Linked DNA regions of Homo sapiens: regions 1 and 3 are each linked to region 2. A link is an interaction called in ENCODE POLR2A ChIA-PET data of the cell type or tissue named here. Cell type or tissue: Panc1. All regions are shown on one strand. Links, peaks and the distances in the headings refer to the core of each region. The heading gives the core; the rest is flanking DNA. Region 1 has its middle 130 kb from the start of LMNTD1. Region 2 overlaps RASSF8 (Ras association domain family member 8). Region 3 has its middle 93 kb from the start of MIR4302.

Region 1 (10,832 bases), core at 1,954-9,953, 560 kb after region 2:
GGATGACTTTGTGTAAAGTATTAACCTACTGGCCTGTTTCAGGAATTCTTTTATTTAAACAGAAAGAAACACATCCTCAGAGAACTATGCTGTGAGTTGACAAGGACTGTTAATATTAATTCCTTTAGGAAGACTGAATGGCCACATTCTGTGAATGCTAAATGTTTCCTAGTTTTGCATTGGTAAAAAGGAATTCACAGACTAAATAATAACTCTAGCCTGTATCAACCTTAAACAAAGGCTCATGAGGTAAACTAAGCTTCAATATCATTTTCTCCATTGCCATTTCTGCTGTACCAGAAACAGTCTTTGGAGTCACGTGGCTGGCCTAGGTGTAAATCCCACCATTGCCAGACTTGGCTGTGCTGTTGAGCAAGTCATTTACACAAGCTAATTAAGGAGCTGTTTGGAGACTCACAGAGCAATTGTCTGACAATTTTACCTGCACCTAGCACTAGGCCAAGTGAAAACACAAAGATGTGTAGATGCCAAGATGGCAGGAAATAGTACTGTGTTTCCCAAGTATGGTATATAGAATGATCCCTAACTTATTTGACCCTGGAGACCTTTTTTCTCAGAGCAGGGTAAAAAAACAACAACAGCAATAACAACAACAACAAAAACTCTTTAGGAAATGCTAATACATGATGTTCTCTGGAAGTTTTCAAATTCAAATTATATCCCTTACATTTCTTCAGTCCCACTAGCCTCATTTATTTTATCTTTTATTTCATTTTATTTTATTTTGAGACAGGATCTCATTGTGTTGCCCAGGCTGAAGTGCAGTGGCACAGTCACAGCTCACTGTAACCTCGACCTCCCAGGCTGAAGTGATCCTCCCACCTCAGCCTCCTGAGCAGCTGGGACTACAGACGCATGACACCATGCTTGGTTCATTTTTTATTATTTTTTGTAAAGACAGGGTCTTGCTATGTTGCCCAGACTGGTCTTGAACTCCTGGCCTCAAGCGATCCTCCTACCTTGGCTTCCCAAAGTGCTGAACCACCGCACTCAGATACACTAGCCTCATTTCAAATGCTCAGTAGCCACATGTGGCAATGGCTACCATATTGAACAGTGCCAAAATGAACGTCCCATCATGGCAAAGAGTTCTACTGGACAGCACTAGTCTAAAGTTTTCCTCATAACAAAGTAATTATATTCAAACTCTAGTCCTTAAGAAACTCACAAAAATAGTAACTTTAGAGTAGAAAAAACTGCAAAGCAGCAGCTTAGCCAAGTATCAAAGATAACATTTCTAGTAATGGGACAAACAGACATCATGTACCTCCTGTTATGCTATCCTAGGAAGAATACAACATCTCATGTGTGATATTTCTGCCAAAAACACATAACCTGAACCTAATCATTAGAAAACATCAAACACAGGTGGAAAGGTATTCTACAAAATAACTGACCTGTACTCTTTAAAATGTCAAGATCGCCAGGCACTGTGGCTCATGCCTGTAATCCCAGCACTTTGGGAGGCCAAGGCGGGCAGATCACCTGAGCTCAGGAGTTCGAGACCAGCCTGGCCAACATGGTGAAATCCCGTCTCTACTAAAAATACAAAAATCAGGCGGACCTGGTGGTGTGTGCCTGTAATCCCAGCTACTTTGGAGGGTGAGACAGGAGAATCGCTTGAACCCAGGAGACGGAGGTTGCAGTGAGCTGAGATGGTGCCACTGCACTCCAGCCTGGGCAACAGAGCAAGAATCCCTCTCAAAATAAATAAATAAATAAATAAATAAAAAATAAAATGTCAAGATGATAAAAGACAAAGAAAGGCTAAGAAACTGTACCAGATTAAAGGAGACTAACGAGACATGGTAACTCAATGTAATTCACGATCCTTAATTAGATCTTGACCAGGGAAAGAATAACCATAAAGGAAATCACTGGAATGATTGATCAAATGGACTGTGGGTTATATAATAGTATTATTAAAATGTTAAGTTTCTTGATTTTGATCATTGTGGTGTGGTCATGTAAGAGAAAGTCCTTCATCTTAGGAAATATACATTGAAGTATTTAAAAGTAAAGGAGCACTCATTTCTGTCTGTCCTCTCACCACTTGGTCCCTGAGGCAGACACAGTTGTGGAAAGTGTATAACAGACCAAGGAAACTAAGGCAGTGGCCATCTAGTCAGAATACCGAATACCAGGAAGATGTTACCTGGAAGCAAGAAGGATCTCCCTGGGGGAAATTATGGAAAGAAAGAAGCTCTAGAAAGTGATATGGGATCCAAGATGTATGAATCACTGGGCCCATCTTTGAGCTGTGCATTTAGGTCTGACCCTAAACAGCATGCAAAAGATATTGAGAACTGATCTACAGGGTGGACCACTGCACAAGTCCCAGAATAGCCACTGAGCGTCACGCACACACACAGGATGGATATAAGTAGCACTGCAAAGCCTTTGAAAATTGAACTGAAGTTGGAACCAGAGCCAACAGAAGGTGGGATAGGAATTTACAACCTAAACTTAAATGTGTCAATTTCCTGCTAAAACAAGCAAAATGCCCTATAGGATTTAACAAAACCCAGAGTCCCATAATATCATATTCAAAATGTCCAGAATCAAATCCATAATTATTCAACATATGAAGAACCAGGAAAATCTTCACATCTCTTAAGGAAAAAGATAATCAACAGCCATGAACACAGATGTTAAAATTAGACAAAGGCTTCCCAGCTATTAAAATCATTCTCGAATAAGTGTGAACACTCTTGAAACAAATGGAAAGACAGAAATTCTCAGAAGAGAAATAGAAAATATAAAAAAGAAGCAGAAGAAAATTTTAGAACTGAAAAAAATATAATAGCTGAAATTGAAAATTTACTGGATTGGGTGACTAAATGAACTTGAAGATAGATCAATAAAATTACCCAGTCTGCACAATAGAGATTTAAAAAAGATTTTTAAAACATGAGCAGAGCCTAATACATCTGTGTGACAATACCAAAAGGTTTAACATTTGTTTTATGGGAATTTCAAAAGATAAAGAGATTCATGCAGAAAGATACTTGAAGAAATAAAGGACTAAAATATTCCCCAATTTGGTAAAAGACATAAACTTGCAGATTAAAAAGGTTTAGTAAACCCCAAACGGAACAAATTTGAAGAAATACACACCCAAATAATATAATCAAACTACTGAAAACTAAAGACAAAAGAAAATACCTTGAAAACAGCCAGAGAAAAATGATATGGTGTTTTTGGTTTTGGTTTTGATTTCGGTTTTGTTTTTTTGAGACGGAGTCTCACTCTGTGGCCAGGCTGGAGTGCAGTGGCACAATCTTGGCTCACTGCAACCTCCGCCTCCCGGGTTCAAGCGATTCTCCTGCCTCAGCCTCCCTAGTAGCTGGGACTACAGGCATGTGCCACCACACCCAGCTAATTTTTTGTATTTTTAGTAGAGATGGGGTTTCAGCATGTTGGCCAGGATGGCCTCAATCTCTTGACCTTGTGATCTGCCCTCCTCGGCCTCTCACAGTGCTGAGATTACAGGTGTGAGCCAACGCGCCTGGGTGGCAATGATGATTTTTACATGACTTTATATTTCTCATCAGAAACCATGAAAACAAGTAAGCAGTGAAGCATTTTTTAAATGCTGAAATAAAATAGCTTTTAACCCAGAATTCTATATCCAGTTAAAATATCCTTCAGGAAAGTAGGCAAAATGAAGACATTCTCAGAAAAAGGAAGACTGAGAGAATACATCATTAGCAGATCTGCTCTTTAAAAAAATGCCAAATAAAGTTTTTCAGACAGAAAAGAAATAATAAGAGTGGAAACGCTTATGAATAAATCAAAGAAGACCTAAATAAATGGAGTGGCAAACTATGTTCATGGACTGGAAGATTCTGTATAATTACCTTGTCATTTCTCTTCAAATTTATCTGTAGATTTAATGCAATTCCAGTTAAATCCTGGAATAATTTTTTTGTAGATATAAACAAGCTGATTCTAAAATTTACATAGAAAAGCAAAGGAGCTAGAATAGTCAGAAAAATTTTTTAAGCAAGAATAAAGTTAGAGGATTCACAGTAGACAATTTTAACACTTATTATAAAGCTACAATAGTAAATGCAGTCTAGTATTGCCAAAGTGATAGACACACAGATCAATGGAAAAGCATTTTAAAATCCAAAAATAGATTCAAACAAATATGGCCAATTGATTTTGAACAAAAGTAGAACAGCAATTCAATGGAGAAAGGGTAGCTTTTTTGGCAAGTGGTTTTAAAACAATTGAACGTTCAGATGCAAAAAAAAAAAAAGTATCTCAACCTAAACCTTGCACTTTATGTAAAAATTACTCAAAACAGCTCATAGGCCCAAAGTTGAAACATAAAATTATCAAACTTTTAGAAGACAAATAAAACCTTCATGAACTTGCATAAAGCAAAGCATTCTTAAATATGACACCATAAGAACAATATATAAAAGAAAAAATCAATAAATTGGACTTCATTAATAACTTAAACTATGATACAATATTTGTAAATCACACAGCTAACAAAGGACCTCAATATTGAAAAAAAAAACCTCTTGATAATCAACAATGAGAAAATGAACAGCCCAATTTAAAAATAAGTAAAAGATTTGAATGAATGCTTTATTACATATGATAGACAGATGGTAAACAAACACATGAAAAGATGCTTAACATCACTAACCATTGAGAAAATATTAATTAAATCCACAATGTGATACCACTACACATTTATTAGAATGGCTAAAAAAAATTTTAAACTGAAAATATCAAAAAAGATAAAACCTGAAATGAAAAAGAAGACATTACAATTGATACCACAGAAATTCAAAGGAGCATTAGAGACTATTATGAGTAACTATATGCCAATAAATTGGAAAACTTACAAGGAATGGATAATTCCTAGACATATACAACCTACTAACATTGAACTATGAAGAAATCCAAATAGATCAATAACAAGCAACAAAATATAAGCCATATATCAATAACAAGCAACAAAATATAATCTAAATAGATCAATAACAAGCAACAAAATATAAGCCATAATAAAATTCTCCAATTAAAGAAAACTCCAAGACCTGATTACTTCACTGTTGAATTCAAACAATCATTTAAAGAACTAATACCGATCCTACTCAAAGCATTCCAAACAAATGAGGTGGGAATACTTGCAAAAACCAGCAATATCAAGTGCTGACAAGAATGCAGAGCACCTGGAGCTTCCATACATTGCTGGTGGTAGTGCAAAAGAGTAAAGCTGCTTTGCAAAATAGTTTGGTAGTTTCTTATAAATTTAAATACACACTTAGCATATGACCCAGCAACCCCATTCATAGGTATTTACACTAGAAAAATGCAAATTTATGTTCACATAAAAACCTGTACATGAATGTTTATAGCAACTCTATTCATAATTCCTTGAAAATTGAAATGGTAATTTGAATGTTTACCAGTGAGTGAATAAGCAAACCTATGACACATCCATATAATGCAATATTGCTCAGCAGCAATATAAACAATGAATGATTTATACACAGAACATGAATAAATCTCAAAAGCATGATACTGAGTGAAAGAAGACAATCTTAAAAGTTTACATTCTGCATGATTGTATTTCTATGATATTCTGGAAAAGACAAAACTATGGAGAAGGATAAGAGATCAGTGATGACCAGGGTTTAAGAGCAGGGGTAGGGTTTGACTATAGAAGGGCAGCATGAGGAAGGGTTTTATGGTAATGGAACTGTTTGGTATCCTGGCTGTGGTGATGGTTACATGGCTCTATCTGTGTGCTAAAAATACACCAAAAACAGACGGTCAATTTTACACTAGGTAAATTTTTTAAAATTTAATAACAATAATGCTTTAAGTAAAAGAGTAAAGGAGTGTGATGACTACAGTTTTCTCTTGAATGGTTTAGAAAAACATGTATGTAGGTAGGTAGATAGGTAGATGTAGGTAGGTAGGTAGGTAGATAGATGGATATAGTGGATAGCTAGAATGAAATAGCAAATGGAGAAAATGTATACAATTGGTGAACCTAGGTAAAGGGTGTAAAGGAATTCCTTGTACCATTGTTATAACTTTTCTGAAAGTTTGAAAGTATATCAAAACAAAAAGTTACCACAGAAGTGCATTTGTTTGTTTGTTTGACAGAGTCTCACTCTGTTGCCCAGGCTAGAGTGCCCCAGGCTAGAGTGCAATAGCGCGATCTTGGCTCACTGCAACCTCTGCCTCCTGGGTTCAAGCCATTCTCCTGTCTCAGCCTTCGGAGTAGCTAGGATTACAGGCACGTGCCACCACGCCCAGCTAATTTTTGTATTTTTAGTAGAAATGGGGTTTCACCATGTTGGTCAGGCTGGTCTCCAACTCCTAACCTCAAATGATCCACCCTCCTCAGCCTCCCAAAGTGCTGGGATTACAAGCGTGGGCCACCGGGCCCAGCCAGAAGTGCTTTTTTTTTTTTTTTTAGACGGAGTTTCGTTCTTGTTGCCCAAGCTGGAGTGCAATGGCGTGATCTCGGCTCACTGCAACCTCCGCCTCCTGGGTTCAAGTGATTCTCCTGCCTCAGCCTCCCGAGCAGCTGGGATTACAGGCATGCGCCACCATGCCCGGCTAATTTTGTATTTTTAGTAGAGACGGGGTTTCTCCATGTTGGTCATGCTGGTCTTGAACTCCCGACCTCAGGCAATCCGCCCGCCTCGGCCTCCCAAAGTGCTGGCATTACAGGCTTGAGCCACAGCGCCCATCTGGAAATGCACGTCGCCGTGGCTCAAGCCTGTAATCCCAGCACTTTGAGAGGATCTCTTGATCCTGGAAGTTCCAAACCAGCCTGGGCAACATGATAAGACCTCGTCTCTACAAAAAAATACAAAAATTAGCCGAGCGTGATGAAGCTCACCTGTAATCCCAGCTATTCAGGAGACTGAGGTGGGTGGATCACTCGGGCCCAGGAGTCGAGGCTGCAGCGAACCGTGATCGTGCCACTGCACTGCAGCCTGGGCAACAGAACAAGACCCAGTCTCTAAAAATAAAAATAAAAAAGTGGCTGGGTGCAGTGGCTCACGCCTGTAATCCCAGCACTTTGGGAGGCCGAGGTGGGCGGTTCACGAGGTCAGGAGATCGAGACCATCCTGGCTAACATGGTGAATCCCCGTCTCTACTAAAAATACAAAAAATTAGCTGGGCGTGGTGGCAGGCGCCTGTAGTCCCAGCTACTCGGGAGGCTGAGGCAGGAGAATGGCATGAACCCGGGAGGCGGAGCTTGCAGTGAGCCGAGATCGCGCCACTGCACTCCAGCCTGGGCAACAGAGCGAGACTCCGTCTCAAAGAAGTAAAAAATAAACAAGTGCATCTCCAATAAAATATGTTTAAAAAATATCTTCAAGAATATCATAACACATATGCTGTGTCAGCCTTTTTCTTATTCTTCACATCTAGTGTGATCTCTCTCCTGTGTCTGAGCTTGAGAAGTCCCACACAATAACCCTAGAATAGTAGTAGTCCTCAATGTATCCTTTGTGGGAACCAGGAGTACTGAGTTGAGGAGGACTCCCAGGCCAAGTCCAGGCTTACTGGGGAAGAGTTCTATTATTGATTAGTGATGCTTCTCATAGGTGCAGGCTAGGTTTCTGGCAGGATGTATGCCAAGAATATCCTAATGCAGCTTATATCATCCTGTTACTGTTTACCAGGTTTCTTCTTCAAATCGCTACTTAAAGCTCTAACACCCAATGAAATTTGTATTTATTGGGGACTTCTCAGTAAAGAAGTGTGGGACTTCTCAAGCTCAGAAGTAGGACAGAAATCAAACTGAGAGTGAAGAATAACAAAAAATTAACACAACATACATCTTATGATATTCTAGAAGATATTTTTAAAATAAAATATACATGTTCTTTATCTCATCAACATAGTTCTAAATATTAATAGCCTTATTAGAGATGGCTTACCTTGTTGCTTTTAGTTAAAATCTCGTATCACTAATTATTTATCTTTTCATGTTCTCCTTTCTTACTTTTTTATCCAAATATAAATGTATATTTTATTTTGCCTAAACAATTGAAATAGTCTCAGCTCTTTCCTCGCCTCATCTTTCCATACTTTCATCCTATGCATGGTGATTTTCTAAAGTACAGATTAGATCAGATTTATTGATCTGGTGCTGCTACGAACCAGAGTCTATGCTAAGCATGGGAGACAGATGCTATGATGATTCAATCCCTACTTTCACCAGTTCAGATCCAGAGGAAAAGACCAATATGCAAATATATTGTTACAATACACTGAAAAACTCCTACTACAATTTTCTTTTTGTTTTTGTTTTTGAGATGGAGTCTCACTCTGTCGCTTAGGTTGGAGTGCAGTGGCACAATCTTGGCTCACTGCAACCTCCTCCTTCCGGGTTCAAACAATTCTCCTGTCTCAGCCTCCCTAGAAGCTGGGATTACAGGTGCACACCCCACGCCCAGCTAATTTTTATATTTTTAGTAGAGATGGGGTTTCACCATGTTGGCGAGGATGGTCTTGAACTCCTGACCTCATGTGATCCGCCGCCTGCCTTGGCCTCCCAAAGTGCTGGAATTAATTACTGACGTGAGCCACTGCGCCCGGCCCTACAATTTTCTTACATGTGAAATAAGAGCAAGAATGGTACATGCTTCCCAGAGGATGCAGAGTTACAGCTTGTAAAGTGCTTGGCATATGATTTGACACATAGTAATCATACATACTCACTAGCCATTAATATAATTACACCCAAGTGCCAAGTACAGTGTTATAAATTATCATTATTCTATCTTGCAGGATAGTGGATTTAAATCATTTTTTCAAGCCACCCAATGAGTCAGGGAATTTTGAACAGAGCCAAAATTTTGAAGTCTGTTATCCCAAATCTCCCACAAGGGAATACTATTTTCCAAATAAAATAAACTGTGTCCTTTTAATGTTGTCATCTGTTTCTAATATGCTTTTGAGAATCTTTCCACGATGAATTTCAGCAGAAGATGATCCCCATCTTTTTCTCAATCATGAGGTTTACAGTCAATGACATTATCCCCACATTCTATTTAACTGTACTGTCCTCTATAATTCTCGCCAGCCCTCACAGCTCAGGTATGTTCCTCCCAACACTCATACATATTTATTGACATTAAATAAAATCTCCTCTTCAACAAAATGAATTATGAATATTATATATCAAAAAATAATAGCTACAATGAAAGGTCAGACTAGGAAATAAGACCCAAAACTTCTAGCACTCTGAGGATTTGAAAAATAAAATGACATGGTGCTTTCCTAAATCCCAAAGATAATCTCTTAAGTGTCCCAAAGAAAGCCTGGAGCACAAGGATAAGAATCAAAAACTATCGTACATTTCCAAACATGTCCAAAAAATATGTTTTCTCCCAGCTTCCAGGATAAATCCAAAACAGAGCTTTTATTTTTTTCTTATATTATGGCTTTTTAGATGTGTCCCAGAATATTTTTTAATAGGCTGCTCTTATAAACAGGAGTGTATAAGATTCTTGCAGTGCAGTGGTGCAGAAATAAGAGAATGGAAAGATCTGTGCTCTGAACTGAGCCCCACCACGTAACTGCTGGCATGATTCTGTGCCAGAAACTTAATCATTTTGGACTTTGGTTCTGAAGCTATAAACCTTAGAGATAAGAATATCTGGCTGGGCGCAGTGGCTCACGCCTATAATCTCAGCACTTTGGGAGGCCGAGGTGGGTGGATCGCCTGAGGTCAGGAGTTCAAGACCAGCCTGGCCTAAGTGGTGAAACCCTATCTCTACTGAAACTACAAACATAAGCCGGGCACAGTGGTGGACGCCTGTGATCCCAGCTACTCGGAAGGCTGAGACAGCAAAATCGCTTGAACCCGGGAGGCTGAGGTTGCAGTGAGCCGAGATCACACCACTGCACTCCAGCCTGGGCGACATATCTATTCTTATCTATCTCAATAAGTTGTTATTGAGAACAACAACTAGCATTTGTGTGGCAATGTAAAAACTAACTTTTTCCTCATAAGCAGTATTTTATTTAGTTACTATTACTGTTGAACTGAGTATTATTATTATTACAGTCATTATATTCTTCCAACAAATAAGGAAGCTGAGGCTCAAAGGATTTTAAACTAACCTGCCTAAGATCAGAGAAAGTGGTAAATTACATCTCCTAACTACAGCTTTGCTTGCCCCGCTGGGTGGCAAATGCTTTGACTACAGGGATTTCCTTTTAACGTCATAGTCTTTAGGCTGAGTATCAGCCCTGTGCATAGTAGGCACTCGGTAAATATCTGATGAGCTGGGGAGAACCAAAGTGGCAGAGTGGGAGTCTGGTTCACCAAGAGTCAACAAGAAGAGACATTAAATTTTATAGGATATGAGGAAAAGCTCTCAACAGAAAATATATATACTACTTAAATTTAAAATAAAAACCGTACTGCAGGGTTATTTATCCTTTGAACACATTTAGGCCTTATATTTTAGGGCACATTTAATTGGGTGCAAGCGATAAAAACCTACTTGGTGAGGGAAAGAGACAAATCTTCCTTACAGAAGAATTCCACATAATATCTAGAGATACTTCCTTCTTCAAGAGGTAGAGCTTAATCCTCCAGCCCCTACTTTGGCAGTGAGTGTGATGATTAATTTTATGTGTCGACTGGGCCACAGGTTGCCCAGATATTTGCTAAAACATTATTTTGGGTGTTTCTGTGAAATGTTTTTGGAGGATATTAACATTAAATCAGTTGACTGAGCAAAGCAGATTGTTTTCCCTAATGTGGGTGGGCCTCATTCAATCAGTTGAGGGCCTGAATAGAA
Region 2 (10,832 bases), core at 1,669-9,668:
TTGAAAACCAAGTGAGAAGAGGCTAAATAGACTAACAACTACCCTCATTCCCATCCTTGGGCCTGGGAGCTGTCTGAAGTCTAGCCTGGTTTCTAAACTATTCTTATTTACCTAAATCAAAATCTCTTCCTAACCAACTTTTCTTCAGTAAAGCCTCATCTCATCTCTCTTTTTAGTTGTGTTTTCAAGAAAAACTTTTAAGAGTGGGAAGTAGATAGCTGAGAATGAGTTTCTAAAACTGACATAATTGTTATCTTCTTCATCCATAAAATAAGGTTGTCACTAGAGCCAGAGATTTAAAGGCCAAAAAGATTATGGTGCTTATTCTCCCATATGTAATTCAAACTGACACTAACATATATGCAGAGATTAAAATCTCTCTTTCTTAAACTTTTATAATTGCAAAATTCACTATGAGATGAGATGAGCGGTGCAGGGAGCGGGGGCAGTTCTGTGGGTACCCTGGGAATGTAATGTGCTCAGGGTGTCTCTGGGAAATGCCAAGCTTGACAAAAGTCAGGGCTTGGGCTCTTGTGAACCTGCCCCCCACCCTCAGCTCCCCATTGATTCCTACAACCTCCTAACTACTCAATCCATTGTTCACTCTTCACCAGGTCACTTTACAAAAACTAACAAACCAAAAGATCCAATCCTATTATCCTACTGCTTTTGAAAGTCTCCACAAAAAAGTTCAACCTTCTTTTGTCAGGTAACTGCAGTGACAAAATGTTCCTAACCATAAATACAAACATGAGCTCTGGCAGGTGTGCGAGTACCTAGGAAGGCAATGAGAAACAAGAGGCTTAAGTGAAAACGGTCTCAGGAAACTGCAGGCACTGTGTTTTTTCCACAAACCCCTTCACATCCCTTCCCGTGGCTGTCCAGGCCCACCTCCAGTGCCTCCCCTGAAGCCACCATGTAGCATGCATTACCTCACCCCACTTCAGTTTCCCTGCCTCTCCTTCAAGTTGGCATCCCAGGTGCGGGCCTTACCAAATTTTTGTGCTGGCCAAACTCCAACTCACTCTCCAAGACTCCACTCAAATATGATCTCATCACTCCCTGGAAACTCCCCTTATCAAAACTAGTCACTCCAGGTATTCTCAAGTGGCTGACACTTAGTACTCACTGGTACTGTTCATCGAATTCTCACAACAACCCTGTGAGGCAGGTAATATGTAATAAGGGAATAATTAGAAAAGAATCAAAAGGTTAAATAACTGGCCCAGGGTCATAGAGCTAAACAGGAGAGGCAAGAACTGAACTCAAGCAAATTGACCTCAGAGCCCATGTTCTTCAACAACTGTTTGAAATGTTTGCCTCTTCTTGAGGGCAGAGACACTTTGCACTGACACCTGCATTCACATTGCCTAACACATAAGTGGTACTCAATAAATGTCTGCTGAAGGCTTGATGAATTCAGAGGGTTTTACAGAATGGCAGCAGATTGTACAGTGGTTCTGAGCTTATCCTCAGTGAAAGTCCTGCTCACCTAAATGATTCCTTTTACCTAGATATAATACTCCTATTACCACATGTCTGAAAAACAGTTATCTATTATACAAATATTTGAAATGACCATAAATCAATGAACACCAACATGTAATTATGGGGAAAAGGAGAGGATAAAAATTGGGGCAGCCCCACCAATAATTATATTATTTTTGGTAAAACTTAACGTGATTCAAACATTAATTGGACACTTATAAAAATGTGCTAAAGATTAAGCATTCTTTTATTTTGGTAGCTGGCCTCCACAATGGCCCCCAATGGTTTTCACACCCTTGTGTATTCTTCTCCTACAATGAACAGAGATAACCTGTACAGCCAACAGGATATTGTGGAATGATGACATAAAGACATGGTAGCTTCCATCTTGCTCTCTCTGATCACTTGTCCTGATATAAGCCAGACATTCAAGCAGCCCTATGGAGAGGTCCACATGGTGAGGAGCTGAGGCCTTCTGCCAACAACCAGCGCAAATTTGTGAGGCATGTGAGTGAACCACCTTGGAAGTAGATTTTCCAGCCCCAGTCAAACCTTCATGTAGACTACGTACAAAATGGACTGTCACCTAGGTTGCAACCTTATTAAAGATCCAGAATTAAAACCATTCACCCAAGCCATTCCTGGATCCCTGATCCAAAGAAACTAGGTGAGAGTTCAAAAAAAGAAAAAAAAAAAAGTTACGTCTGTAGGCATGGGGCAACTTGTTATGCAGTAATAAGTAATTTATTTAAATTAAATAGTTTATAGCAATGCAAATAGAAGTTATTGATGTTAACACAATATCAGGTTATTGTAATTTCTAAACACTGAACAAAAGCAAAATAGAATGCTCAAGAATAACTCAAGAGCAAAATAAATTCCAGTTTCCAAGAGGCTCTACCTTTTTTTTTTAAACAACAGAAGAATGCAAACCCTTCATTTCCTTGTATATTTCTTTTAATGACAGCTGATTAATTGTTGGGTGTGCTCCCTTCCTCCAAACTAGGCCCACCAGGACAGATAATCAATGGACAATATTGACATTTCTATTACTGTAAAAATGAGAAGAGTTTATTGCTCTGGTTATTTAAGTATTATAGATCAGCTAAAAAGTCTAAAAGTTTTGGAGGAAACCAGCTACTCTCTACTCTGTGACTCCAAGATCCCCAAAATGTTTTCTGTGTGTGTGTGTGTGTATTTTTTTAGGCACATTTCTTTTTATTGAAAAGAGAAAACCCGTTTGAAATTGTAAATATTCAACTACAAATAAACTATGGTAGCACATTTTCATAAGTGATATCCCTGTGTATCCACAAAATAAACTATAAATACTACAGAATTCTAAACTATTCCTAAATTTTTGTTGTCTAATAAAAGAGTGGGAACATTCAAGGTGGTTTTTTCACCTTGTCATCAAAATACAAAGACTTACATCTCCAAATATAATTCAGTTTTGCTAAACGCAATACACAATGTTAGTAAGGAAGGTATCTTAGGTTTTACATAGTCCATATGAAATGTTAATAAGATGATCACAGAAACAATAAGGTAGATATTCTATGGAAATAAATCCATTATGATGCTATTAAGCTATATTAGTTTGCAAAGCAGAGAAAAATGGTAATACCAAAATTAATTATTTATATAATAAACCTTTACCAAGCTCTTATCATATTTAAAATACCACAGGGATTACAATGATGAAGATATGGGTTTCATTCCACTAACTACAGTACTTGTGAAATGTAACTAATGCCTAGTAACAATAGTATCAAATAAATGTTTGATAAACACCAAAGAGATTTGGAAAAAAGCTACAGCAGAGTTCATACAAGAGAAATCACTAATGGCTGGTGGATATCCAGGAAGCCTTCATGAAATAAGCCCCTTATGCTTATATATGGCTGTAATTTTTTTTACTTTTTTCACATTAATTTATCAATATTCCCATTATACAGGTTATACAAAGTTGAGGTTAAGATTAGGTGACTTGATCAGGATGCATTTCCTTGCTTTAAAAAGTAATAATAGGCACTCAACAAATAAGTCCCAGGCACCACTCTGCCCAGTTCAGACACTGTTCACAACCTTGTCAAGGTCAATCCTACAGTCTCCATTTTGCACATGAAGAAACTAAGATTTCAGATTTAGTACCTTCCCGGGTTCAGGTGACTAGTAAACGGTGGAGCCCTGATTTGAACTCAGATGTACTTGATTTTAAAACTTCTGCCAGACTCCCATACTGGGTAAATTCACCTATCCCATGCTGCTCTTAGCAAATGTTCATACTCTCTACCATAATTCCTCCACCCCCATGCCCCACCACACCCTTGACCTAATAAACTGATCCATAAACCATAAGGAATTGAAATGCATCCTTGTTAGTCTTATGATTTGTTATTAAATGTTATGCAAGAAATCAGAAGAGTGGCAGAGGAGAAGGGATAAGACAAGAAAGAGATATGATCAATTGTTTTTTAAATAGCTAAGTAATCATTTTTGTTTAAACCAGTTTGGAAAATGAATTTCATCAACTTTAGTAGACAAGCTATAAGATGACTATTTGAATAAAGTCTCCTTCTCCTGGATAACACTTCAATATTTCACACAACAGAGAGCTTTTTTCAGAAAACCAACTTCGCCGTTTTGATAAGTATTCATCATATTATTTAGGTGTCTTCTATCATTCCAATTTGAATCAGAAAGAAAGAGGGGGTGGGGGGAAAGAAAGACACTGTTAAATGCCTATAGATTAAGACAAATATAAAACACACTAGTAGTAGAAACTGTGTTTCACTATAGAACACACATCAGAAAATGTGAAATCAGGACATACTAAAGGTTTACATCAAGGAAGCCCCCAGAAAAGAACAGTATGGCTGTGGGTGTGACCCAGTGATTATGAGAAAACATATGGTTGGGCCTTAGTTTTAAGAGAAAACATTCTGACAGGCAGAAATGTTGGGAGGGAAAGAAACCTGAAGAACAGACAAGTAGAATCACTCTGCAAAGGAGACATTGTAAATCTGTCTTTACTACCGCTTGGTAAGTACAAGGCTCTGTTGGAGGCACAGTGAGTTTGCAGAATTCCAGCAAGATAGGCATACCCCTCAGAGATGCTTTCTAAAATCAAGAAAAATTCAAAAAGCTAACTAGTTTTTAAGTTAAGTGAAGAAAATTACAAAGGTAATTAAACAGATGTTGTGAACCATCCTCCAGGAGACAGTTTCTCTAAACATACTATAGGAATTCTCGGGAGGTTTCCACACTGTTTTGTTACTTGTTTAGACCCATTTCCCTACCATACCATGGAATCCCATCCCATTTCTTCTTTATGGTCCCACCACCTAGCACAGGATCTGGCAAACTCAATAAATGAGAACCAGAGGAAGGCCAGGAGGGGTTCCTGATAAAGCAGGAATTTCACATACTATTTCCTGAACTGGCAGTGCAGGTGGCTGATACAAATCTCTCTTCTTCTCCCCTACAAATGATTGTTTAGTCATGAGGGAGAGGGCTATTTTCTAAATGAAAGAAATTTTTTTTATTAAATTGTGACTTTAAGTTCTATTTTTGTACTAACAGAAACGAATCCCAAATAATGACTGCAGTCACCATTCCCCAATCACCCTGGAAATTTTTCTAAATACTACAGATTGCTCTAGTTAACCCCATCTTAGCTCATCGGATTTGATTATCCAGCTTATTGTGTGAATTAACCATCTGTTCAATAATAGGACTGCTACCAGACAAAAAGAAAAGTTCCAAGATTGCTTTTAAAGACCTGACAGTTTTGAGTTGAAGGCTGTCTGCATGGATGTTTTATACTTTTTCCCACTGTGTTCCCTTTATGGTCTCAAAAAAACTTATTTTAAAAAGAGCCTACTAAAAAAGCAAGCTCAAATGCTAGGAAGGAATTCATTTTTTAAAAAATAACATTAATTTCGACCAGGCGTGGTGGCTCACACCTGTAATCCCAGCACTTTGGGAGGCCGAGGCAGGCAGATCACGAGGTCAGGAGTTTGAGACCAGCCTGGCCAGCATGGTGAAACCTTGTCTCTACTAAAAGTACAAAAAAAAAAAAAAAATTAGCCAGGCATGGTAGTGCATGCCTGTAGTCCCAGCTACTCAGGAGGCTGAGGCAGGAGAATCGCTTGAACCCGGGAGGCAGAGGTTGCAGTGAGACGAGATCACGCCACTGCACTCCAGCCTGGGTGACAGAGTGAGATTCCATTTCGAAAAAATAAATAAATAAATAATAAAAAACCAAAAATTAATTTCAAGCAACAATGACCTTCATTCTCTTTTTAAAAAAGAGCTGGTAGAAATTTTTGGCATATATTTTAAAAGGCAAAAAATATAGAAAGTGAATAATATTCTACTGTTGGATAGAAAATGAATACAATGTGTTGGCATGTTCAAGTATGTTTTAAACAACTATTTAATTTCCTAAATTGAGCTGTTGCATAATGTATGTTAATTCTGAATATTGTCCTTATTTCAGTGCAAAGAAAAGCATAAACAATAAAGCCACTTCAAGCTGAAGAAAAAATTATCCTTAGGTTTAAACACCACTTAAACCGGGCACTTGTACAGATTATACTTTACCTGTTTCTGAAACCTTATCATTTCCTGCCTTAGTATGGAATTAAAGCATCCCAGTTTTTGGCTCAATTTTGGTATACTCTCCTTGATGAAAGCTTATATTGGCTGTAATGCTGTGTTAATAATGTTCAATTTGGCTCCAGGCTAGTCAAAAAAATCTAAGAGGCATGACCGCATAGCTCACAAGATGTACTGTGGATTTTGGTCAGTTCATATCATGAACACTCACTGCCTAGCAACGGCTCCAAATGTCAAGAGTTCAATCCTGGGCCAGGCGTGGTAGCTCATGCCTGTAATCCCAGCACTTTGGGAGGCCGAGGCAGGTGGATCACCTGAGGTTGGGAGTTCGAGACCAGCCTGACCAATATGGAGAAACCCTGTCTCTACTAAAAATACAAAATTAGCTGGGCATGGTGGCACATGCCTATAATCCCAGCTACTCAGGAGGCTGAGGCACGAGAATCGCTTGAACCCGGGAGGCGAGGTTGCGGTGAGCTGAGATTGCGCCATTGCACTCCAGCCTGGGCGACGAGCGAAACTCCGTTGCAAAACAAACAAACAAACAAACAAACAAAAAAAAAAAACGGTAGTTCAATCCTGCCCCAAGTTACAAAAAAAATGGTAGCAATACACAAGTGACAGTGTGTACGAATCCATAAGAGGGGAGAAGTGGATAACGAAAGGAAATTAAAGCAAAGAGAAGAGGCAGCAAAAGAAGAGAAAGGCAGCAGTAAGTAACTAGGAGCCTTGTCAGGGTTATGAGAAGCCAATGGCCACTGGAAAGAATAGGTGAGACTACAAGAAACACATGGAAGGAGTCAATGAATGTCTAGTCCCTACACAATTTAGAGGGAAACTGGGTTAAGAGGAGCAGCTGAAAGAGGTGCTCTAAGAAGAAGTAAGCTGCTCTTGTGGGGCTTGAAAGCTGGGAGCAGCCTGCACATCATAGGCCTCAAAAGGGCACAGAGAACCTACAAGTCCTGATAGTCCAGTGGACCAAGATATGTGAGGTCATCCACCTTGTATGAAATTAAGGCTTCAAAGAGAAAACTGCCCTTCTCCTCTGTACATTCTAGAGGTAACACAGATAACAGCAAACATTCTAATATTAGCTCTGCTGTCATGTGAACTTGGGACAGTTATAACCTCCCTGAGCTTCAGTTTCCTCATCTGCAGAGCAAGTTCTTGGGAATAAGTACACCTGGTGTGTCTTTTAAAAATTGTCACTGGCAGGTTTCTATAGCCCTGTGAAGTGCAGGAGCCTGGAGGAAGAAGATCTAATTAATGTAAATCAAGGCCACACCTATCCTCTGGGTACATCTGAACCCAACTTGGGATGCTGGGAAGCTCGACTGGATATAAAAATCTCACCCCTTTAAGACTGAGGACAGACTCTGCTACAGGGTCACTGAGACCAAGAGAATCACTTGCTACAAGCCAGCATAGAAAAAAACTTCACCAAACACTTCACTTTTATAGCCCTGTGGGCCAAGCCACTGTTCAAAGTACTTTATGTATGTTAATTCATTTAATTATCTTAACAATCTCATGAAATAGGGGTTTTCCTTGTTTTCTGATGATACGAGAGGCACAGGTAGTTAAAGAACATATGTCCCAGGTGTCCCTGCTAGTAAATGACAGTCAGCATACGAATCCAGCCCTGTCTGCTGCAATCTGTGCTCCTAACCACACCACACACTGCCTTTAGCCAGGACTCCACAGCCCTAGCACTGCACTGCTGAAAGCATGCTCTCCTCCCCTTTTTCTCTCCCCCAAATATTAATTTTGGCGACCCCTCCCTAAATTCCACATCTGTAAGATGGGGATAAGACCACTTCCTTCCCTATGAAGTGGAATATTTTTATGAGAAAACACCTAACAACACTTGCCACATTGCAGATCCTCGATAATTGCCGATTTACTCATTTACCTCAAGTAATTATTATCCAGACAAATGCTGCCATCTGCCTACCCCTCCTTGTTTACACAGAGCTAAGGCCCTGGCCAGATGAACTGGACCCCTGCACTGCCATAGACAGAAAACCATACGATAGTCTCTGAAAGGCACCAAACTAAATTATCCTTATGTATTTCCCTTCGGTGGATACTACCTGAATCTAGTGATGCCTTCAGGAGCTGTGGACAGCAGAGGGTTTGTCTGATCCCAGCAATGAAAGATCCCTTGTTTGAGCTATAATTTGGTATAATACAGTAACAACATGACATAGGGTCTATAGTTACAGCATTAGATGCCTCCCTCCCACACACACACAAAAAACCTTTAGCAAACCATCACACTACAGAACATTTGTGGAACTTCTTGGAACTCATTTCTGATTGGTGCGGCAAAAAGTGCAATAACCTGGGAGTTAACAAAAGGTTTGCATTAAGCACTAGCAGGCCAATCCAGGGGAGTCAAAACCACCAATAATGAGAATGCGTGTGAATCTGCATCTGAAAAATGAAAGGCTCAAGACCAGGGTGGTGGTTTATATCACCACCCTGGATGCTTTCCTCTGGACACATTTCAGTTTGTTAATGTCCATAAAATTTGGCACCCAAAACTAAAAACAACTTTCCAAAAATGGTCTGATCAGCATAAATGATTTATTGCCTGTGTTAATCCTGCCTTGACTTTTTAAAATTAATTTTACTAAATGTTGAACAGGCAAAAGAGTACTCATAAAATGAGTAAGGTATAAACAAAAGGAAACATTCATGCACTCACAATTTTAAGAAGAAAAAGTTACCTTGAAGCTCCTTTTGTGACCCTTCTTAATCCAACCTCTTGTCCTCCACTAAAAGGTAACAACAATTCTCCTTAATTTTGTGTGTACCCTTGCCTTTTAAAAAATAGTTTAGGCTGGGTGCAGTGGCTCACGCCTGTAGTCCCAACACTTTGGGAGGCCAAGGTTGGCAGATCATGAGGTCAAGAGGTCGAGACCATCCTGGCCAACATGGTGAAACCCTGTATCTACTAAAAATGCAAAAATTAACTGGGCATAGCGGTGTGCGCCTGTAGTACCAGCTACTCAGGAGGCTGAGGCCAGAGAATTGCCTGAACCGGGGAGGAAGAGGTTGCAGTGAGCCGAGATCGTGCCACTATACTGCAGCCTGGGTGACAGAGCAGAACTCCATCTCACACCTGTAATCCCACCACTTTGGAAGGCTGAAGCAGGAGGATGGCTTGAGCCCAGGGGTTTGAGGTCAGTCTGGGCAACATAACAAGACCCCATCTCTACAAAAGAACTAAAAAAAAAAAAAAAAAAAAAAAAAAGCTACGTGTAGCAGTGCACATCTGTAGTCCCAGCTACTGAGGAGGCTGAGGCAGGAGGATTGCTCGAGTCCAAGAGTTAGAGGGTGAGTGAGCTATAATCATGCGACTGCACTCCAGCCTTGGTGACTGGGCCAGACCCTATCTCCAGAAATAAATAAATAAATACATGATTGTATCCTTAAACAATGTACTACTTCAGTTTTGTGCAAATTTCTGAAGCTCATATGAATGGAATCATACTACATAAAATCTTTTAGAACTTGTTTTTCTGTTGTTGATGCACGAACTGGTAGTTCATTCATTTTCAAAGGTACAGAAAGGGCTGTCAACAGGCTGGCACACACGGGTATGGGTTGAGGCTCGCTGTTTATGGGCAGCAGCCACACTGACTGCATGGTGTCTACACTGTACTGGTTGTTCACTATTTTTAGTATCACCCCTGTCCTACGGTAATCCACTGTACAGATAAAAAATGCCTTATGCTTTCTACAATCCATGTTTTTTCTCCAGCTTTTTTGTTTTTTTTCTTTTTTTGGTACCACACAAAGTGCTCTGAACTATGCTGGACATGTGCTGGGTTGTAGGGTATACACATATTCAATTTTATTAAAATCAGTTTCCTTCGAAACTATGGTCGTAACCCATTGCAGTTTATAAAATTTCCTGGGTTGGTCCCAACATTTTTAATGAAAAAGAATAAATGAGAAAAGCCAATAGTAGAGAACATTACCTTTAGTAGAGAACTGATAAGATCAGTTTCTAGATACTTTGGCTTAAATCATACACATGTATCATATGCATACACATGTGTCAGTAAGTGAATTTCTTTCTGTGGGTCACAGTCAAAAAGCTCAGAACTATCTTCCAGTTGCTTAATTCTTGCTCTGGCTATGTCTAGTTTGCCATTAAACCTATTTGCTGGTTTTTAAATTCCAATTATATGTTTATTTCTCAAAGAACTATTTAGTTTCAGATTTTTTTTGTCATTTTTATATTCACTTGCAATTTACTCATATTTTTAACCTTTCCATTTCTTTAAAAGTTATTTTACATTCTTTCTGACAACTATAATATCTGAGATTATTACACACCTAATTCTGTTATCTACTATTTTGGCTGGTTCTATCGATGATGCCTTGTTTACTTTGTTTTGTGATTCCTGACTGTCATTAAAATTTCTTAAAACTTTTTAAACTCTTCAAGGCTTGCCCTGAAGAAAGATTCCTCCAAAAAGGACCTGCACTAGCTTCTGCCTTGTGCTACTATGGTGGAACCACTCTACAACTATATAATTTGCCTTTTCTTTGGACCACCTATAGGTCTAAATTAGAACTGAAAACCTCCATGAATGCTGATTATTATTGGTTATAAAATATTAGGCAGTTTTTCTGAGATTTTCTGCGGACTGGGAGGTGGTCAAAGGAAGTTATATTTCTAGTTCTACAATACACTATGAAAGTAG
Region 3 (10,832 bases), core at 1,591-9,590, 210 kb after region 2:
AAACACCTTTCCAGTTCTCCAGACACAGTTGTTCTACATCTATAAGGGAGCGAGGGGAACTTCCATACATGCAGAGTTTCTAGAACTCGATGTAAGTGCTCAATATTTTTCATTATCCTCCAAATATTTTGTTGGCTTCTGTGATAATTATTATTATCATTTTAGAGACAGGGTATCCTTCTGTTACCCAGACTGGAGTGCAGTGGTACAATCACTGCTCACTGCAGCCTCCAACTCCTGGGCTCAAGTGATCCTCCCGCCTCAGCAACCTGAGTAGCTAGGGCTATGGGTACACACCATCATGCCTGGCGGGTTTGTATACTTTTTGGTAGAGATGGGGTCTTGTTATGTTGCTCGGGCTGGTCTCACACTCCTGACCTGAAGCTATCTTTTTGCCTTGGCCTCCAAAAGCACTGGGATTACAGAGCCACCCCCCCCCAGCCCTGACTTCTGCGATTATTGTTTCGCTCAAAGGAAAAGACGCCACACTAACAGTTGTGCTTAAAAATCATTCACAATAGGGCCAGGTGTGGTGGCTCATGCCTGTAATCCCAGCACTTTGGGAGGCCAAGAGAGGAGGATTGCTTGAGCCCAGGAGTTCAAGACCAGCCTGGGTAATCTAGTGAGACCCTGTCTTTATAAAAAGAAAAATTACTCACAATCTTTCTTCATCATCAGGAAGTTGTTTTTCCTGTTCATCCTAGATATTGCATGGGTACATTTACAACCATTTCCTCTGTCTAGTTAGGTTAAATAGAAAACTAATGAGTTTGTGCATGCTTGGGCTCTTGAGGCAGCACATCCTGGTAAGAGCTCAGGGCTGGCTCATCTGCTCTGCCCTGCATCCGTCTCGTACCACGTGTTTACATTTGATCAAATTACTTAACTTCTCTAAGCTTCTCTTTCCTCATCTGTATCATGAGAATAATGATACTAGTAACGCCTACTGTTTTAGGTCAGTTCCCTGGGAAATAGACTCTGAGGTGGGGATTTGCATGCAGGGGGTTTGGAGTGGATGCCCTGGTATCCACATCTGTGGGAATAAAGGAAGCAGGATTTGGTAGAGCTGGGAATTGAACTACAATGCAGTGCCCACAAAAGCCCCAGCTGATCCCACGTGGGCGTCCAGGAGCTAAGAGGGCCCTTTAGAGTTGCCCACCTGAGGCAAGTGGGCTGGACCTTTAAACCCTGGATCAGTCAATGAGGGAAGAAAGCACAAACTTGAGTGACAGCTGCGTGCAATTCCTGGTGAGTAACACAGCCGGCAACACTGCTGGGAGCCGGGGAATGAGAGGCTTACTTTTTCAGAAGAGATCTGGATAGCGCACCATGCACCTGTTACGCCTGCCTGGGATGATTAAGTGAGGTGATTCATAAACATCATTTTCTACAGTGCCTGGCACACAATTTGCTATAAATATTACTAATAGATACTTACTGGGCATTCACTATTTGAAAATGCTAGAAAAAGACACTGGAGACACTTAGGAAAGTACAAAAATCAATCAGAAATACACTCTTCCTGAAAAGATCATAGTTGAACGGGAAGACACAAACTAGAGGCTATGGTCAGTCCTACCCTCCTGGTCATCGCATATGCTCTTTGTAATATTTCCTAATTACCAAATGGATACCAGATATGTTTTGTAGCTTTCAAAGTGATTTTTTAATGTGTATTCCTGCTCTTCAGCATCTTGTGGTTTCATTGGAGAGTCAAGAAATATGTGCATGAGAGAACTTGATAACAGCACAACATATGGTTAAGTATAAAAATGTGTGACGAAGACCCTAACTAGTGACAGGGGCCTAGCCTGAGAGAGAGGGTGGGCGCTGGAGTAGTCAGGAGGGCTTCGTGGATGAAGGGATTTGACCTGGATTTTGTCAGACAAATGGACTTTGGATAGGTGGAGAGAAATGACGGAACTCCAGACCCAAGAAGGGCATAAGGCAGGGGTCTGCCCATGCCTGTGTGTGGTGAGAGAGGCAGCAGGATGGCAGTGGAGATTTTACATTGACATTGGCCACTCAATGCACCTCTGCGAATTGGTGGCATCAGATTACTTCTGTGACAGATTGGGGCATTTACGCCTGATCCTACCAGCACTCTTTAGAATTTTTCAGTGACAAGGATAAAACCTTGTAACAAGGAGATCGATCTGGGGTATTGAAAATGAGCTATAAAGGAAAACTAGAATTTATAGAGCACCTCCTGGGTAATCTTTTCAATGTCTTCTACTGGTATTACCATGTAAGCCAGGTGACAAATACTGAAGCTGAGGCTAGAGACTGAGATTGGACACCCAGATATCAATGCTTTGTGAGGCAGTTTTAGCAAAAACACGATTTACACAGAGGAGAAAGCGTAGACTTTGGACCCAGACTGATAAGGCTCAAATCATCGTTCCACTACTTACAGGACATGTGACCTTGCATAAGTGCCATAACCTCCCTATGCCTTTATGTTTCTATCTGCAAAACGAAAACAGTAATTCCCATCTTACAGACTTGTAAGGATAAAATGATAATTTAACATAATATGTATTGAAGTTGCTTACTAGACTTACAGATGTTTGATAAACGATATTATCATTATCAATCTTATTATTATGCCCATGTCAAGAGCTTCTTCTATCTTCTTTTTAAACTTGTATTTTGTCTCTGTTTGCCTGGGAATTCACAGTGCTTAAAATAAAATATAGTATTTAAATTCCACTCTTAAGGTCTAATTATAGAGCTTTACCATGATTTCTCTTAAGCGCCCGAAGGAACAAGGCTGACGGTAACTTGTACCCTTTGTTGGTAGATGAAAGTGCCTTGATGAGAGGTCACTGGTATGAGGTGCCATCCTTTAAATTTCAAGTCCATACTTATTATGCTAACTTTTATTCTTTCAGGTCTTGAAGTGTTTTCTAGACCAGCCCATTCTGCTGTCGACATCTCTGATGAAAAGCCCCACTAGATGTCTTTGCCCAGACTTTTCCTTCTTTTTCACCTCATCTCATGCCCTGGAGAGGAGTAGTGCCTAGTGACCAGGAGGAAACCTGCAGGTTAAGAGCTATGTCCATTAAAATCAGCAAATATTAAATAAAATTAAACACTCTGGTCCTCAGTTGCCAATAGCCACATTTCAGATGCTCACGCTAGTGGCCCCTGTATTAAGCAAAACAGATTTGGAAAATTTTGACCATCACTCAAAACTTTTTTTGGACAGCACTGTTCTAGAGTCAAATGGAATAAGTGATCACTGTATTGCCCAGGCTGCAGTGCAGTGGTGCCATGTCAGCTCACTGCAATCTCCACCTCCTGAGTTCAAGCAGTTCTCCTGCCTCAGCTTCCTGAGTAGCTGGGATTACAGGCGCGCGCCACTGTGCCCGGCTAATTTTTGTATTTTTAGTAGATACGGGGTTTTACCATGTTGGCCAGGCTGGTCTAGAACTCCTGATCTCAAATGATCTGCCCACCTTGGCCACCCAAAGTACTGGGATTACAGGCGTGAGCCACTGCATCTGGACTGAAGTTGAGTTATATCTTTAACCCTCACTGTCTAACTTTGAGAAAGCAATTTAGTCTTTCTGTGCCTTGGTTTTATTATCTATAAAATGAGGGTATAAGCATCAACTTACTGGGGTAATTTATGAGAATTAGATGAGTTAATATATGAAATATATTTAGATTAATCCCTGGCATATAATATTTTCTCAATAACTGTTAACAATTGCTATTCATTAAAGTCTTAATAAAACAATACCTACTTCAAAAAGAAAACAGACTAGATAGATGAATGGAGGGTGGCTGAGGGTAGTTGCCCATTGTCTATGCGTCCAAAGTTGGTGTATGTGTTGTCATGGAACTCATCAGGCAGTATTGTAATATTCGTTGTCTGTGTCAGTTTTCTTTTCTTTTCTTTTTCTTTTTTTTTTTTTTTTTTTTTTTTTAGATAGAGTCTTGCTCTGTGGCCCAGGCTGGTGTGCAGTGGTATGATCTTAGCTCACTGCAACCTCCACCTCACGGGTTTAAGCGATTCTCCCAACTCAGCCTCCCCAGTGGCTAGGAATACAGGCACACGCCACCACACCCGGCTAATTTTTGTATTTTTTGGTAAAGTCGAGGTTTCACCATGTTGGCCAGGCTGGTCTCAAATCCTTGACCTCAGGTGATCTGCCCACCTCAGCCTCCCAAACTGCTGGGATTACAGGCATGAGCCACTGTGCCTGGCCTGTGTCTGTTTTCTTTAAGAGACTCCACACTTTGGGAGTTCAGGGACTGGCGCCTTATCCCTTGCCACACTCCTAGCACCTACTGTGGTGCCTTGAATATAGTTAGCACTTGGTAAGTACTTTTTTCCCTCAACATGGTTGAACTAGCTCAAATGCTTAAGAACCAATAGTTTTCTTATTTACTAATATATTTTAGTGGGAATAAGAGGATTGGAGTTTTGCAAATTTTATTCTATTATTAAGCCGGATAGAGACATAGACTTACAATTAGGTTTAAAGATAATAGGGAAAACTATTTAAAATCAGGAATGGATGGGAAGAGCCAAAATGGATAATCACTTCACATGTTGGGAAGGAGGGAGGAGGGAAAGTGAGGGGAGAAGAGAAGATACCAAGTTGATAAATCCTGTGAGAGACAGCTAAAGACAAATGTTCCCTACTTCAACATTTTACCGTAGGGAGGTCCTGAAGCCCGGGATGTAATTATCTTGGCTGGAACTCCCAGACGAGGGTAAATAGAAATCTGAGTGTGTCAACAAATTATTTAATTAAACAGAGTACATGGCAGTGTGAAAGCAAAATTATAATGTGCAATAAGATAATGTGATTGAAAGCTTCAGCTGCGATGGAATGGAGAGAGTAAGACATTGAAAGAAAAATGATACAGTCCTGAGGAACAGGCCATGGACTGGGGTAGCCAATGTGAAAAATAAAACAAGAAGTCAGATAAAGAAAATGGAATTGTATTATTCAAGAATACCTGTTTATTTAGATCAACCCCTTGGGTTTAAAATAAATTTAAAAGCAATTGAGATTAAGCCATCGTTTTAGATGAGCCAAGGAGGCCTGAAAGTGGCATTAAAAAGGTCTCAGGATTTGTGGCATCAGCATAAAAGTGGCAGTTACAATTAGAAGCAGAAGTGAAATGGCTAAGATGTAGAAAAGCAAGAAATGAACAGATGGCCAAAGCATTCAGCTTGCTAGGGTGCTAAAACCAGATATATTTTATATTTCATTCCAAGTTAACAAATATTAGGACATTAAAATGCATGAACGTGGTGTGTTTTCCATCTTGCCATGTTTTTATTACCAAGTTAGGGGGAAAAAAGTAGGCTGCACGTAATGTATGCAAATGCATCAGTCTAAACAAATGCAGAGTCAGTGGAGATCAGGAAGGTCGGCTGGATTTCTATTTTCTAAAGAGCTGCCTGGTCAATTGCATCCTAAGCTTCCTGTGTCCAGATAGTCCTAAGTGGCCACCCACTTCCAGAAAGACTACAAGGGTTAGATTGCTGAATGACACTTTCTTTAAAGGTGGTAGTAGCTCCCAATGACGTTTATACATGGAAGATGTTTTTATTGAACTTTAGTATGTCATTCACCCTAAGCAATCATTAATACAAGGTAAGGTCACTGTGATCAGTGGAATATTGATAATACCAGACTGTCATTACAAGACCCATTTCTTACACATTTTCTGTGGAGCCTGGAGCTTTCTCTGTAGACTGAGGCCACAGTTAAGCACAAAATTTTCAATGGTTTGCAAGCTTACTGGTTAAGGAATAGGAGTATGTTTAGAGTCACTCATCTCTCCTGAACTTCTTTATTTGATCTCAGCCAATATCTAGGCTTCCGAAACCAGATCACGATGCTGAGTCCCTAATGGAAAACTTGTTGAGTTCCTTTTTTTCATGATTGTCAATTTCCAGGCTACCAGATTCTCTTGTCTGTCTTCAGAATACATAGCCATGCGTCTCTGAAAATAAAGAACAATTTCTCCCTCTCCACTTTTCATTTTTACCTGGACCAAAATTGCACTATATTCATTCATCCAGTCAGTCACTTAATCTATATTTATTGAGTGCTGATTATGTGGTAGGTACTGAGCCAGGAACTAGGGATGAAATGGTTTCTGCACTTATGTTCAAAAAGAGATTGACTTTCTCACAGTCTGTGTTTATTAACTTTGACTCCCTTTGACATAATCTAAATGCAGTGGAGAAAAACATTCACACCTAACATCTATGGAGGCTGAAGCTGTACATATAAAGAAATACTCAAGAGAGTGTGTGCCCTTCCTTTATTTCCATCTCCTGACCTGCTCCAAGTTATGTTCTGGAAAATACTATTAGATTGGTACAAAAGTAATTGCACTAACTAAATATGCACACAAAAAGCATCTGTGAACAACACTAATTTGCTCTCAGGCTGCAGGGGTCATTGAAAAAAGAGCATTTAGCTTCCTCTAGTACCATATTAGTATCTGGAAGGAATACAGTTTTTGACCAAAGAGAAGGAAAAAAAATTGTGCGTATATTGTATGGTTACATTATTTCATATGAATGTATGGAAAGATGTATGTGTATGTGGATGTGAGGGTCATCTGGCTGAGACATCTGTCACCCGATTGATGGCCAGGGTTGATTTGGCTGATCTGGCCGGCTAGGTGGGTGTCCCCTTTCTCACAGCTCCATGTGCATCTCTCCTGAGGCTGCTTGGTCAAAAAGGATGGCCTTCCCTGATAGAGGAGGATCATTTTTCAGTCAAGGGTATATAAGTCTTTGTGCTCTCCGGCTAGGACCTCCCAACAAGATATATGTGTATGTAAATTAATATGTATATATTTTATTATATATGTATAATTTACCTATGTGTAAACGCAACACCAAATAACATATACTTTTTTTTTGAGACAAGAGTCTCACTCTGTTGCCCTGGCTGGAGTGCAGTGGTGCAATAACAGCTCACTGCAGCCTCTATCTCCCAGGCTCAAGCAATCTTCCTGCCTCAGCCTCCCAAGTAGCTGGGACCATGTGTGTGCGCCACCACACCTGGCTAATTTTTAAAGTGTTTGGAAAGATGGGGTCTTACTATGTTGTTCAAGCTGGTTTCAAACTCCTGGGCTCAAGCAATCCTCCCACCTCAGCCTCCCAAAGTGCTGGGATTAGAGATGTGAGCCACCACACCTGGCCAACAAATACATTTTTAAATATGGTTAATGCAACCCTCACAGTAGCCATGGACTTGAGGAAATGCTATGTATGTGTGTGTGTGTGTTGGGATAAGGATGGAGGCTAGGGCAGGGTAGAGAGACTACGAGAAGGGATGCAGAGCACAGAAGCACAGAATTCCTTAGTGTCTTCTATCATAATTATTGAAGGGCTATGAATGGTACGAGAACCATGGCCAGTAGTGATGATAGGGCAGAAGGGGGAGGATGGAAAGAGATGATGATTTGAATACAGATCAGAGAAAGATGGTGCCTTGAAGATATTAATAACATATCCTGCTGCTAATTTAATATATAATATGTATATATAATATATTGACATATATGTACACATATGCACAAATAATATGTGTAATACATAAATTATGTACCATAGTAAATAGAAATGTCCTCCATATTTCCAAAGTTTAGAAAATGGTGATAAGTTTTCTTTATATGGTAGCAGAGTTAAGCCACCTTTATTTATAAACTTAAACTATGTGTCAAAGGTAATTTAAAAAGCTATCTATATAAAATTTGCTATAAAGAATGAGTATATTTTAAAACTGATGAAATATGGATATCATTGCAGCCATATCCTGCTGTTGATTACATGATTTTTTAAAAGCCAATAATTATTTCAATATTCATCTAAAATACTCTGATTGAATGAAGAGATAAACAAATCTGCTACTAGAAGATGAAAGGAATATGTACATGTAAAATCATCAAAGAATGTGCTTTAGAGAATTACACAAATGCTTGAGGAAAAATTATGTAAATAGCATTTTTTAGAAACATAAATGTAAAAAAGTTCCAAAAGTGGCATACTATTATATCATAAATATGTATTATTCTAAAAGTAATGCTGAAGGCATTAAGCATTTCTCTTTAGGATAAACGCTATTTAATGAAAATAGAAAACATTTTCAAAGTAGCTTGATTGCTAAGTGTTTATATCAGCTACAACTGTTTCAGTAAAAAATAAACATAGATATTTAGGTAGAGAATATAACTGAAGTATACTTTTTTTCAGAATACATAACCTAAGGATTTAATATTTCAAATATAGAAATAATTTTAAAGGCTTAAAAATAAGACCTATGTAGTTGAACAATAAAATCTATTTCTAAAACATTTTATAAAATATAAATCCCTTTAATCAGCTCTGCAATTATTCTTATTCTTGTAATTGTGTCTTCCTGGTCTTAGAAAACAGATAGAGAACTGAGACCCCATAGGGTCATGAAAGAGACACTGGACTCCAGGGTATTGCATAGCTACTAATGCCAGGAACTTAAGATAAATGTTTGTAAAAGATAAATAGCCAGTATTGAGTGCTTACTATGTGCCATGTGAAACATGGTTTTCCTTCATTTAAAAAATTTAATCTTTCCAAAACACTATGAAAAGTAACATTTATTATCCCCATGTTGCAGATGAAGAAACCAAGACTGAGAGTGATTTATGTTAACTTGCCCAAGGTGAAGCAACTAGAAAATGGGAAAGCAGGACTGGAACTTAGGAAGCAATATCTTTAACCACTGCCCTGTACAGGCACCCATATTAAACCCAACTAAAACTCTTTATGATTAATTTTATCTCAGGAAGTCAGAGAACTGTAAAATAACCTGCCCAAGGCTCTTTTGCAGATTAAGTGTCAGAGCAGGATTTAAACCCGAGCCTGACTTCAAAGCCATCTTCCACTGTGCTTTGCTGCCTTCACCTGAGATGATGCCAAATACCTGTGCCACATACTGGCACCTGCAGTTTATTAGGCTGTTGGCATCTAGTCAAGGATCCTCACAGGGTGTTAAAGCAGCGGTAGGGACCAGAGAAGGACTTCTGCCTAAAAGTACATGCAGACCTGTCCAGCTGCAAGTCTGAATCTGTTAACTTTGTGCCATGGTGACCCCTGATGGGGTCTACATCCTATGCAATACAGAGCTGACCACTGTATTTCAAAATGAGTTAAAATGTGTGAATAACCATAAACATGAGTGATGGAGTAAAAAGATAAAATCAAACTAGATATATTTATATTAATAAGAAGACAGACATAATAGAAATATTGAAGGTCTTAGAAATTAAATGAACATTAAGAAATGCATCTGAATACATATGATCTATTTTGCAACTAAAACTTTGACTATTGTTTAGAATCAGATTTTAAAATCAATGTAGCTTTATATGGATATTAATCATAATACTATCCATAATCATGTGTAGTAATCAAAATAAACATTATTCCTCCGAAAAAAATATATGATTGTATGTACTCTATTATTGAAAAGGTATTCTTCTGCTTCATTGCTAATTATGCAGTTCTGCTGAAGAATTTCTTCAAAGTGAGATCTGGACTCTTAAAATATATGTACATGTTTCACAATTGCTTAAATTGACAATGGAAATAAAAACTTTGTAATTACCAGAAATGAACCCCTCCAAATGGATCACTTTTAGTGAGTACAGAGGCCTTTTGAACTTTGCCAAAACAGGTGCTTCATGCAGAGAAGGCTGCTGAGACCAAATGCTAGGATTATTAAGTAATAATTAGAGAAATTCTAGGTAGAGAGAGTGTATGAAAGGACAGACTTTGATGAGACAGATGACCTTTCAGTGTTGCTAAGGTGTTCTCATGGTGGATTTTCCCATTCAATTCAACAGCCAGCAAATAAAGCAATAAATTAGAACATGCCCAACCACTAGGAAGTCATTTCTCCTGTTAAAAGGAGTCGTAATAGGAAGCAGAAGTCAGATGGTGGAGTTGATAGTGTTCTGCTCCCTCGGGGCCCATTCCTCAATGGTGAGATCTCCCAAGAGCCTCATGACTGATAAACTGCTCACTCTGGAGTCCTGCCCCAGCTGGCAGACATTAAGTGACCAGACAAACAGCGGACCTGTCCCACTGCATCAGCCAAGCCCACCCTTTTTTCCCAGACAGGAAGGGACTCCAGGGCTGCGAATGCAGGTCTGGTGTGACTTGGGGACTTCTGGCACACACTTCTCTTTTCCCTCTATCTGTTGATTCCTTTAAACCTGAAGAGGTGAAAAATATCTCTGAAGAAGTAGATCCCTGGCACTAACTTATTTTGTGCCAGGAAATACTATAATTCAAGAAAAATTCTTTTTTCCTCACTAAGGATGTTACTTAGATTATTTTAGGGCAGTCTTTATTCTGGCAAAAACAATTCTGATTAAAAGCTTGCCACAGTATATGACAAAAATAAACCAAACAAATATGTAAATAAAATAAATAAAACTTGTTTAATGGGTACATTAAACCCAATATTCTCGTCATACACAAATTTACCATTCTCTGTAAGTTACTATACTATTAAAGTCACCCCAAATGAACTGTTATTAAGAGTACAGCTGGCCGGGCGGGTTGGCTCATGCCTGTAATCCCAGCACTTTGGGAGGCCAAGGCGGATGGATCACCTGAGGTTGGGAGTTTGAGACCAGCCTGACCAACATGGAGAAACCCCATCTCTACTAAAAATACAAAATTAGCTGGGCATGGTGACACATGCCTGTAATCCCAGCTACTCAGGAGGCTGAGGCAGGAGAATCGCATGAACCCAGGAGGCGGAGATTGTGGTGAGCCAAGACTGTGCCATTGCACT

The links. Peaks named below come from ENCODE experiments on the same cell type or tissue, not always from the same donor. Only the 100,000 strongest peaks of a DNase experiment are listed, where the experiment ranks them.
Region 1: POLR2A ChIA-PET joins it to region 2 with 9 read pairs; 1 of 35 experiments calls an interaction of 5 or more read pairs at or near these places.
Region 3: POLR2A ChIA-PET joins it to region 2 with 6 read pairs; 2 of 35 experiments call an interaction of 5 or more read pairs at or near these places.

The regions. Positions count from the first base shown.
Region 1 is chr12:25,422,419-25,433,250 of GRCh38, reverse strand. No RefSeq gene overlaps it. Among named protein-coding and RNA genes, the nearest start is that of LMNTD1, 130 kb to the left of the region's middle. In Panc1, for the core only: no CTCF peak of the experiment used is centred there; a DNase peak (open chromatin) is centred at 5,490.
Region 2 is chr12:25,982,763-25,993,594 of GRCh38, reverse strand. The region is part of intron 1 of RASSF8 (Ras association domain family member 8); the gene reads right to left. Among named protein-coding and RNA genes, the nearest start is that of RASSF8-AS1, 29 kb to the right of the region's middle. In Panc1, for the core only: CTCF peaks have their summits at 1,847 and 8,220; no DNase peak of the experiment used is centred there; H3K27ac peaks cover 2,406 bases.
Region 3 is chr12:25,775,323-25,786,154 of GRCh38, reverse strand. It overlaps the pseudogene RN7SKP262. Among named protein-coding and RNA genes, the nearest start is that of MIR4302, 93 kb to the left of the region's middle. In Panc1, for the core only: no CTCF peak of the experiment used is centred there; no DNase peak of the experiment used is centred there; H3K27ac peaks cover 139 bases.